Regions from separate parts of the Homo sapiens genome. Here regions 1 and 3 are each linked to region 2. A link is a contact called in ENCODE Hi-C data. All regions are on one chromosome and are shown on one strand. Each heading gives the region's core, a stretch centred on a gene start or an enhancer-like site at or near the end of the contact. The rest is flanking DNA. Distances are from core to core; before and after follow the strand shown.

Region 1 (3,178 bases), core at 393-2,892, 730 kb before region 2:
TACACTGTTATTATCAGCCACGTAGATCCCTTCCAATCCTCTCAGCTAAAAATGACCTCTGCCCCATTTTGAACTCACATCACAGCCTGGCTCTGTCTCTTATTTACTGCCCTTGAAGGGAAGATCCCTATTTGATTCAATCCACAGCATCTCATTAGAATTCAAATGATGAGTGAGGATTTAAACAATTCTTGTGAGAGAGGGTGGGGGGAAAGAAAGAACTTAGAAACAATGATGTTATTGGCAGATTGGCAGAAATAGGCAACTACAGCCAGCTACCAAAACAAGAACAGTAGCAGACTGAGTAGATTGGAGCTTGGATCCAACTTGCAAGTTCAAGGGAAGGGGACATTCAACACAGACTTGCTGCTACTCAAGGTGTGGTCCATGGACATCGCCTGGGAGCTTGTTGGAAATGTGGAATCTCAGACTCTATGCTAGACTTTCTGAATTCCACTCGAATTTTTACAAGACTCCTGTGCACTCTAAATTTTGATAAGCATTAGGCAGACTAATGGTTCTTTTTTTGTTTTGTTTTGTTTTTTGAGACGGGGTCTCACTCTGTCACCCAGGCTGGAGTGCAGTGGCACGGTCTCCGCTCACTGCAACCTCTGCTTCCTGGGTTCAAGTGATTCTCGTGCACAGGCATATGCCACCAAACCCGGCTAATTTTAGTATTTTTAGTAGAGACAGGGTTTCACCATGTTGGCCAGGCTGGTCTCGAACTGACCTCAGATGATCCGCCCGCCTCAGCCTCCCAAAATGCTGGGATTACAGGCGTGAGCCACCACACCTGGCCTGGGATCATCTGAAGAGCTTTTAAAAATGCTGATGCCCAGGGTGTATCCCAGAACAACTGGCATCATGTTGATTTTTGTAGCTCACCAGGTGATTCCAATATTCAGCCAGGGTTGAAAGCCATTCATCTAGACCAACCCTCCAATTTGCAGGTCAAGAAACTAAAGTCCAAAGGGGTAAACTGACCTGCCCAAGGTCACACAGCAAGGGAGTGATAGTGCCTGGGACCTGAGCTCCAGTGCTCCACCCCCAGGGCTCTCTTCACTGGACTTCACTGCAAAATGGGGCAAGGTGGAGCGGAGCACCAGCGTTTCCCTTCTGGCTTGGCTTCTTCACTGTTGGGTCCTCAGCTCAGATCCCAAAGAAGGAGCTTCCTAGATGCAGGTGGCCTTACGCCTTTGAATTCCCAGGTGGACTATGGCCATAGAGGCCTCACGCTCTCAGGCAGTAGGTGCCAGAAGCCTGGGGCCAGGTGGGACTCTGCTTCCTGACCGGTGGCCAGTCTCTAGGCTGGAACAGCCTCACACTCTCACCCAGCCAGCATGGGCCTGCCATTCTCACCCGCCCCCCACCATCTTCCCAGAGAGACGGAGCCCTCAGGGACTGTCCCACCACAATTCTCAGAACTCAGGTGAAGTTTCTGACCCCCCACAGCCGCAGCTCCCGACTCCTCTGAGAACTGCTGGGACAGGCCTGTTCTCAATCAGCAACCGCGACTGTCTTGAAACCATCAGAGGCTCCCTCATGACTTGTTTTCGCTCTCTTGTCAGGGTTTTGGGGGTGTGTGTGTCTCAAACCTCTGATTGTCTCTGCTTTGTGACTTTTTCTGGTGTGTTTTTGAAGTGGCTTTTTGTTATTCTGCCTCCACTCGCTCATCTTTCTCGGCAGCCGTGGAAAACACTCTCGGCCTGTTCTGCTCTCCACCGAGCACTTGGATCCCTTGTAAACAGCTTGCCTGGTGGCCTGGACCAGGCTGAACAGATAGGAAGGGCCTGGGCCTGTCAAGCCTTTGAAAATAAACATGCTGCACTGAGCTTCACCATGCTCAGGGAGGAGGATGGGGTAGACACGAGAAAGCAGAAAGAACTTTCTAGGCACAAGATTACTCTCCTGACGGCCGAGTGAGGTCTTTTCCACCGCCCTAAAACAGGCAAGAACAGAGGCCTGCCCCTTCCCTGAGCCTCAGGCCTGCTAGAAGGAGGGCACCCACCTGCAAAAGCCTTTCCTGAAAAAAAAAGAAAAAAATTTTTTTGAAACAGAATCTCACTTGGTTGCCCAGGCTGAAGCGCAAGCGGCATGATCATGGTTCACTACGGCCCTGACCTCCCCAGCTCAAGCGATCCTCTCACCCTAGCCTACCAAGTAGCTGGGACTACAGGTGCGTGCCACCATGCCTGACTAATTTTTTTTTTTTTTTGTAGAGATAGGGGTCTCACCATGTTGCTCAGGCTGGTCTCAAATGCCTGTGCTCAAGCAACCCTCCTGCCTCAGCCTCCCAAAGTGATGGGACTGCAGGCATGAGCCACCATGCCCAGCCCTCTCCTGAAATGTGAGAGGTAGATCTTAACTTGCACTGCCCAATATAGTGCCACTAACCACACATGTGACTACTGAGTGCTTAAAATGTGGCTACTTTGCGAGCATGGTGGCGGGTGCCTGTAGTCCCAGCTACTTGGGAGGCTGAGGCAGGAGAATTGTTTGAACCCGGGAGACAGAGGTTGCAGTGAGCCAAGATCGCACCATTGCACTCCAGCCTGAGTGACAGAGTGACACTCTGTCTCAAGAAAAAAAAAAGAAAAAAAAGAAAGAAAAAAGTGGCTACTTTGACTAAGGAACTGAATTTTTTATTTAGTGTTGCATAATTTAAATAGCCACGTGTGGCTAGTGGCTACTGTTAGACAGCACAACTCAAAAGCAGGGTTCTCAAACTAGGCTGCATATTAGAATCACCTGGGAGCTTTAAACCACTCTGACGCCTGCAGCCATCCCTGGTGACTTTGATTTATTGCCACTGGGTATGGGCAGAGCCAGAGTTCTGAAAGCCCCACGTGTGATTCTCACGCACAGCCAGTTTTGCAAAACTCTGGCCCAAAGGACTTCCCACAGCTTTTCCACCTCTGACATCCTACACGTTGATCTGGTCTCTACAGTTTTCAGAATTTAAGGAGCAAGGAATTTACTTAGAGAATCAACTCAAGATGCTGGAAAATGTTTTTCTATGTTCTAAATGTAATGCATGTTCGTTGTAACACATGGGAGAAAATTGAGAAAACTCAGAGAAATGAACAGAAGAAAGTCAAAATCCCCTAAAATCCCACCACCTAGAGAAAAAGGGTTGAAACACTTAGACGTATATCCTTCAAGGCATTTTTCCATGGAT
Region 2 (3,368 bases), core at 1-2,500:
GCCTGGGTGACAGAGTGAGACTGTCAAAAAAAAAAAAAAAAAAAAAGAAGGAAGGAAGGAAAGAAAGAAAGAAAGATAGATGATCATGATCACCCTAAGGGAAACCTGATGTTTAACTGTAAATTTTCTCCATTGGGAACAATAATTAAGCCTATCTGGGCATATTAGGAAGATGTGTGATTACTTCTTGTTTCTGGTTTGGTGGACAGAACGATGGTATGCTTGGAATCACTGCAACCCAGAAAGATATTAATTTTAAAGCCTACTGAATGCCAGGCTCATAAAGACAACGTCCTACAATTTGGTTGGGGGTCGGGGAGAGAACTCAAACACAGAAGGAGTCTAAACATGACAAATTCTATCAACTGGCTCAATTTATCTAAAATTAGCTGTGTAACTAATTTTCCTTGGGAAAGTTTCACTGCAGAGATAAAGGACATTTGAGCTGAGCCCTGAAGGATGCGTGGGAGTTTTTCCAGTTAATAAGGGGAGGATTAAAGATATTCCAAACAGAAGGCCTTGGAAATCACTCCTTTGCGTGGGTTTCCCGCGTTGCAAAGCAGCAGAGACACCTGGAAGTGAGATGGCATCTGAGAGAGAGATCTGGAATAAATCCCAGCCCTTTGTGAGCTGTAAGGCTTTAAAGCAAGGCGACACAATAGGGATCGCTGTAAGGATGAAAAAATGCGACCGTCGTGAACTGCCAAGCAGATGCTTAGTATAATAGATGCTCAATAAACGCTGGCTCGTTCCCCTTCTCTCCAGGAAGCTCTTCCGGGAAGAGCTTCGCAGTTCCGGCCCCTCCAATGGGCCCGCGTGTGCAGAGGCCCTTATTACCTGGCTGTCCTGTCTTGCCATAAATGAAGCCCTTCTTATTGAATAAGGTAAAACGCGGGCATTGGACTGCGGAGGAAATAAAACACTGACTTTTAGTTAGAAGAGGAGCAGGGTTCAGAGTCGGGCAGGGCAGGGCGAGGCGAAGGAGGCAGGACCGGGAAGCTCGGGCAGAGGGAGAGGCCTGGGGACCGGGTGGAGGGAGCCCCACCTCCTGTGAGGCACCAGAGCACCGCGGAGAGTAGGACGCACGTTCGCATCATCGCTCAGGGGCTGGCGTCGCAGGAGGCGTCGAGGGACAGACTCCCTCCTACCTCAGCCCTGGCCCAACACCTCCCCACCTCCTCCACAGTGCGGAGCAGAACGCCGGGGTCGCCTCCCCTACCCGTCCGTCGCAACGGCGGGAGCGGACGCGCAGGAGAACGCGTGCGTGCTTCGATTCTCGCGCGCGGGGGCGGGGCGACGGCGCTGCAGGCGATCGCCAGATCCTCTGGCGCCCACGCGGCAGCAGGCATGCGAACTTTTCGCGCCTCGCGTCCGGCGCCATTTTCCCGCGCTCCTGGCCCCTTGCTCTCTGAGCGGAGCGGAAGGCAGGAAGAGAATAAAGGAAAAGAAGCCACGGTGTCGCGTTCCGGGGATTCCCCAGTCTAGGGGCCGAAGGGATCAAGGAGAGAACACCGCGAGGTCCCAAGGACCGTGGTGGGGTAGGGCGGCTAGGGGATGCGATGAGGAATCCCCTAGGAAGGGGACCTGAGGAAGGCAGAGACTTGTGACAATTTCCTCCTCACGTGAAGCAGAAAGGCCCGCGTGGGGATTTCCTACGCCTCTCTTCTCATGAACGCTGAAACTGGGTGTCGAATCTCTTTCAAACTGACACGCGATTTTTACCTAATTGCATTCTTTACCAGCAAGACCAAGACCCAGAAGAGCCACTACTGAGCCAAGAAGGCGCTTCCGGGCCTTCCCACTCTAGAGGAACGTTGAATCTTCATTTTCACTTCAAGTATGAGGCGATGTGAGAGACCTCCCCCAGTGCAAACGTATCTAGGTTGATGAAGTGACCTTGCTTTAAAAATGGGCCCAATTGTAAGGCCCATTGGCCTTTTCTGTAGGGATGGAGCCCGATTGGCCTTTTCTGTAGGGATGGATGACTAGTCAAGATCGGGGAGCTCCAAAGGGGATCATGCCCGCGTCTTTGATGGTTCCTTCTTGGCTACTAGTTTGGTGGCCCGAAAGGCCCTGTGTGTTGTCTGTTTCTTAGCAGCGGGACACCACTCTCAGTAGTGGTTTTGAGTAGGCTGGTTAGTAGAGAGAGCCCAAGGTTCAGACAGGGTGCAGAATGGTTATTTTGGGTGAGATCAAGAGTTTTCGGTTTTATTTCCTTTGAGCCGAGTCAGTACTTGGACTCTCTCATATGGTCCAGGAGCAAACTTTGTCAGTAATTTCATTTTTAGTCACTGTTAATTTTACCTATATAGCATAAGCCATGAAATGTGACTCAGTGAGTCAGATCCACCCATTTTCAGTTACCATGTCTGGATACATGGTCTGGTCTCAACTGTTCTCTTCTTAAGGTGATGATAATGAAGACAGATTTAGGCATTATCTTTGATTCCCTACAAGTTCTTCATTCCAGTTTTAGTCAAAGTACATTATATATCCACAGTGTGTTTTATTGACTTTTTGGTTACTGTAAGTAATTGATAGTTGTAAATCCTGTGTGATAAACTAAATCCTATGAGAGGAGACTTAACCAAATGAGTAATAGTTGTCAAAAGTACCCATCCACTCTTTTTATATAAACTTTTTATTTTAGAAGAGTTTTAGATTTGCAGAAAATTTGCAAAAACAGTACAGAGAGTTTTTACATACTCCCTCCCGATTTTCCCTATTATTGACATCTTACATTGGTATGGTACATTTCTTACAATTAATGAACGGATATTGATATATTACTATTAACTGAAGTCCAAACTTTATTCAGATTTCCTTAGTTTTTTACTCAATGTCCTCCCTACCTCGTTTGTTTTTTTGCTCCAGGATCTCATGCGGGATCCCACATTACCTATAGTCATCGTATCTCCTTAGATTCCCCTTGGCTGTGTCAGACTTTTCTTGTGTTTGAAGGTCTTGACCTGGCTTTAATTGGTGAGGTATTTTGTAGAATGCCTCTCTACTGGAATTTGGTGTCTTTCTCCATATTAGACTAGAATTATGGATTCTTAGGAGGAAGATTACAGAGATAAAATGACATTCTCATCACATCATATCAAGGGGACATACTATCAACATGCCTTATCACTTGATGTTAACCTTGGTCTGCTGGCTGAGGTACTGTTTGTCAGGTTTCTCCACTGTCAACTTATTCCCCTGCTTTCATACTATACTCTTCGGAAGGAAGTCACTTTGTGCACCCACACTTAAAGAGTGGGGATTTATGCTGCATCTCCTTGAAGGTGGAGTAGCTACATAAGTTATTTTACCAATTCACTTTTAATCCCCTTAGGTATCACTCTCGGGAGTCCGAAATACTC
Region 3 (3,453 bases), core at 954-3,453, 710 kb before region 2:
GTAATCCCCATCAAAATACTGCCACCATTCTTCACAGAGTTAGAAAAAACAATTCTAAAATTCATATGGAACCAAAAAAGAGCCCACATAGCCAAAGCAAGGCTAAGCAAAAAGAACAAATCTGGAGGCATCACACTACCTGATTTCAAACTATATTATAAGGCCATAGTCACCAAAACAGCATGGTACTGGTATAAAAATAGGCACATAGACCAATGGAACAGAATAGAGAACCCAGAAATAAACCCAAATACTTACAGCCAACTGGTCTTCAACAAAGCAAACAAAAACATAAAGTGGGGAAAGGACACCCTTTTCAACAAATGGTGCTGGGATAATTGGCTAGCCACATGTAGGAGAATGAAATTGGATCCTCATCTCTCACCTTATACAAAAATCAACTCAAGATGGATTAAGGACTTAAACCTAAGACCTGAAACTGTAAAAGTCCTAGAAGATAACATTGGAAAAACTATTTTAGACATTGGCTTAGGCAAGGATTTCATGACCAAAACCCCAAAAGCAATTGCAATAAAAACAAAGATAAATAGCTGGGACCTAATTAAACTAAAGAGCTTTTGCATGGCAAAAGGAACAGTCAGCAGAGTAAACAGGTAACCCACAGAGTGGGAGAAAATCTTCACAATCTATACATCTGACAAAGGACTAATATCCAGAATCTACAACAAACTCAAATCAGTAAGAAAAAAACAAACAATCCCATCAAAAAGTGGGCTAAGGACATGAATAGACAATTCTCAAAAGAAGATATACAAATGGCCAACAAACATGAAAAAATGCTCAACATCACTAATGATCAGGGAAATTCAAATCAAAACCACAATGCGATACCACCTTACTCCTGCAAGAATGGCCATAATCAAAGAATCAAAAAACAGTAGATGTTGACAGAGATGCAGTGATCAGGGAACACTTCTATACTGCTGGTAGGAATGTAAACTAGTACGCCACTAAGGAAAACAGTGTGGAGATTCCTTAAAGAACTAAAAGTAGAACTACCATTTGATCCAGCAATCCCACTACTGGGTATACCCAGAGGAAAAGAAGTCATTATTCGAAAAAGATACTTGCACACACATGTTTATAGCAGCACAATTCACAGTTGCAAAATCATGGAACCAATCCAAATGCCCATCAATCAACGAGTGGATAAAGAAACTGTAGTATATATATGTATAATGGAATAGTATTCCATCTGATTAGTCTCAGCCATAAAGAGATGAATTAACAGCATTTGCAATGACCTGGATGAGATTGGAGACTATTATTCTAGGTGAAGTAACTCAGGAATGGAAAACCAAACATTGTATGTTCTCACTGACATGTGGGAGCTAAGCTATGAGGACGCAAAGGCATAAGAATGATACAATGGACTTCGGGGACTTGGGGAGAAGAGCAGGAAGGGGCAAGGGATAAAAGACAACAAATATGGTGCAGTGTATACTGCTCGGGTGATGGGTGCACCAGGATCTCACAAATCACCACTAAATAACTTACTCATGTAACCAAATATCACCTGTACCCCAATAACGTATGGAAAATTTTTTAAAAAGAATAAAAAATAAATTTTAAAAATGTACAATTTCGGTTGTGAATGTGCAGGGTTGGCCCAGCAATGGGCAGGCTGGAGGTGGGGAGTGGGCATCTTGGATGTCTAATTTATCACTCGCCATGAGACCAGCCTCAACATTTCCCACCCCTGCTTTCACCACAGAGGTTATTTCAGTCCAAGTTTCCTGTCGCCCTTGCCACCTTGCCAAGATAAAGGTCACCACCGGGTCTCACTGGGGAACAAAAGGAGGGATTCTGGGCAGCCCTCAGTCATGCACAAAAGCTCTGGGCTTAGAGCTCTTGGGGACAGTAGGACAGCAGGGCCAGCCCCACCCTCTCTGGTTGGCTGAAACTAGAATGGCGTGAGGTTTGGCTGAGCAATTCTGGAAGAATAACTGCTCCCTTCCTTTCCCTTTCACCTTTCCTCAGACCCCCGTCCTCACTCACCCCCACTTCTCCCCTCAGAGAGCTTTTGGCAACACGAAAAACACAGACACATAGACCCCTCCCTCTTAATGCCCAACAATGAACCCATGCAGCAAAACAGGAAGCATCTTCCTGTCAAGGCAAACCCATTGTTCTCTCTGTGCACACGTCCTGACAAGTCAGGAAACCGCCGCCGGGCCATGGCAACAGGTGTCAGGGTGACCTGAGGCTTCCCGCTAGCCTGTGCCAAGCCCTCCTTCCCTTTTCATGTAAGTGCCACACGCTAACCAATTGCACCACTGAGAGCTCCTCTCCTTCCCTTTTCTTCATCCTGGTGAGCCATCCTCTTCCTCCCTGCAGCCTCACAACTTATTTTCCTCACACCTGTTGGCCCTTTCCCTCTTGGTTGTCCAAGGTCCGAGTAAGACCTTAAAAGGCCCTGAACCCTATAAAGATTGCAGTCTCTCTCCAAATATAATTCCTAATACTCACCAGACAACACAAAATGTACATGTGTGCTGAAATTAAAAGAGCATCTTTTTAGATTTTCTGATTACTGAACTCTTCTCAACTTTGGGATGTCTTCATCTGGCTGGGGCCCTGTGTCCATACCAAATCTGCCTGTTGGGTTACCCCACACTGGTGGAGGCTCATTTTCGTTGGCTTCACATGGGAACAGATTATTCCCAAGTGAGATAAAACAGGGGCAAGAGGTGGGGGCAGGAGTGAGAGGTGTGATCTTGGACTTTGCCCACTAAATGACAAGTCCAGAGGGACAGGAAGCCATTGGACACTCTGGGTAGAGCCAGGACACTGCTACTATGACCATGGACTCCATATGCAAGAAAGGCAGGACTGAGTTTCTGAGCTTCTGCAGACCTGGCTCCCTCCAGGGGACTCTGGGTCTGGCTCCTCTGTCGATTCTCTCCAGATCAGAGGCCTCCTCTAGGGGTCTCAAGACTTGTCCTGTTCTTTTTCATAATAACAGGGGCTGGAGTTTCTGGTAAGCTAAGCTTTTCTTTATCCTCTGGGTAACCAAGTCATCAGTGAGGTGGTTGGACTGAATGACTATAAAGGTTACTTGTAGGTCCTTCTCCCTGCTCATTCTCAGAAACCTTCGTAAAACAGGATGGGATGTAAAGACCTGTCTGAGGGTGTCTTTCCCAGGAAGAGAGGGGGCAGCCGTGGTCTGAGCTCTTCCGACCATGCCCAACATCAGTAAAGGCAGCCTGGCATAGTGGGAAAAGCCCCTTAGCTTAGAGTCAAATATCAAGTCACTTTCCTTTCAAGTCTCAGCTTCCTCAATCATAGAATGGAAACCTGCCACACAGGGCAGCCCGAGGGCTAAATGAGATGAGGTATAAGGATGTGCTTGGAGATGTGGATGCCCATGCTATTTTCCATTGCTTGTCAAGCTCCTCAAGGCCCAGGACTAGGTTGATGGGCCTTCAAGCC

What was found. Hi-C counts contacts between places; a loop is a spot of excess contacts on that map. Pooled maps may share reads with other maps.
Region 1: a loop to region 2 is called in a map with no recorded cell type, with 16 times the contacts of the local background. The contact joins the enhancer-like site here to the promoter of ZPBP2 in region 2. A Hi-C loop is called at or near these places in 3 of 37 single-sample maps with no recorded cell type and 5 of 50 pooled maps.
Region 3: a map with no recorded cell type shows a loop between it and region 2 (13-fold over the local background). The contact joins the enhancer-like site here to the promoter of ZPBP2 in region 2. A Hi-C loop is called at or near these places in 3 of 37 single-sample maps with no recorded cell type and 5 of 50 pooled maps.

Annotation. Positions count from the first base shown.
Region 1 is chr17:40,601,400-40,604,577 of GRCh38, reverse strand. No RefSeq gene overlaps it. Among named protein-coding and RNA genes, the nearest start is that of CCR7, 38 kb to the right of the region's middle. RefSeq lists an enhancer at 1,582-1,841. Within about 2 kb of position 1,642, at least 5 of the 41 ENCODE cell types and tissues checked have a DNase peak (open chromatin) inside an H3K27ac peak, as active enhancers do.
Region 2 is chr17:39,866,084-39,869,451 of GRCh38, reverse strand. It overlaps ZPBP2 (zona pellucida binding protein 2), which reads right to left and starts at 1,250. Exons shown (of 8, transcript NM_199321.3): 1 at 1,046-1,250; 2 at 838-903. The coding sequence starts at 1,097. RefSeq lists enhancers at 1,891-1,970, 2,211-2,430 and a silencer at 1,981-2,196.
Region 3 is chr17:40,581,206-40,584,658 of GRCh38, reverse strand. No RefSeq gene overlaps it. Among named protein-coding and RNA genes, the nearest start is that of CCR7, 17 kb to the right of the region's middle. RefSeq lists a silencer at 2,122-2,267 and enhancers at 2,026-2,275, 2,296-2,435. Within about 2 kb of position 2,203, at least 11 of the 41 ENCODE cell types and tissues checked have a DNase peak (open chromatin) inside an H3K27ac peak, as active enhancers do.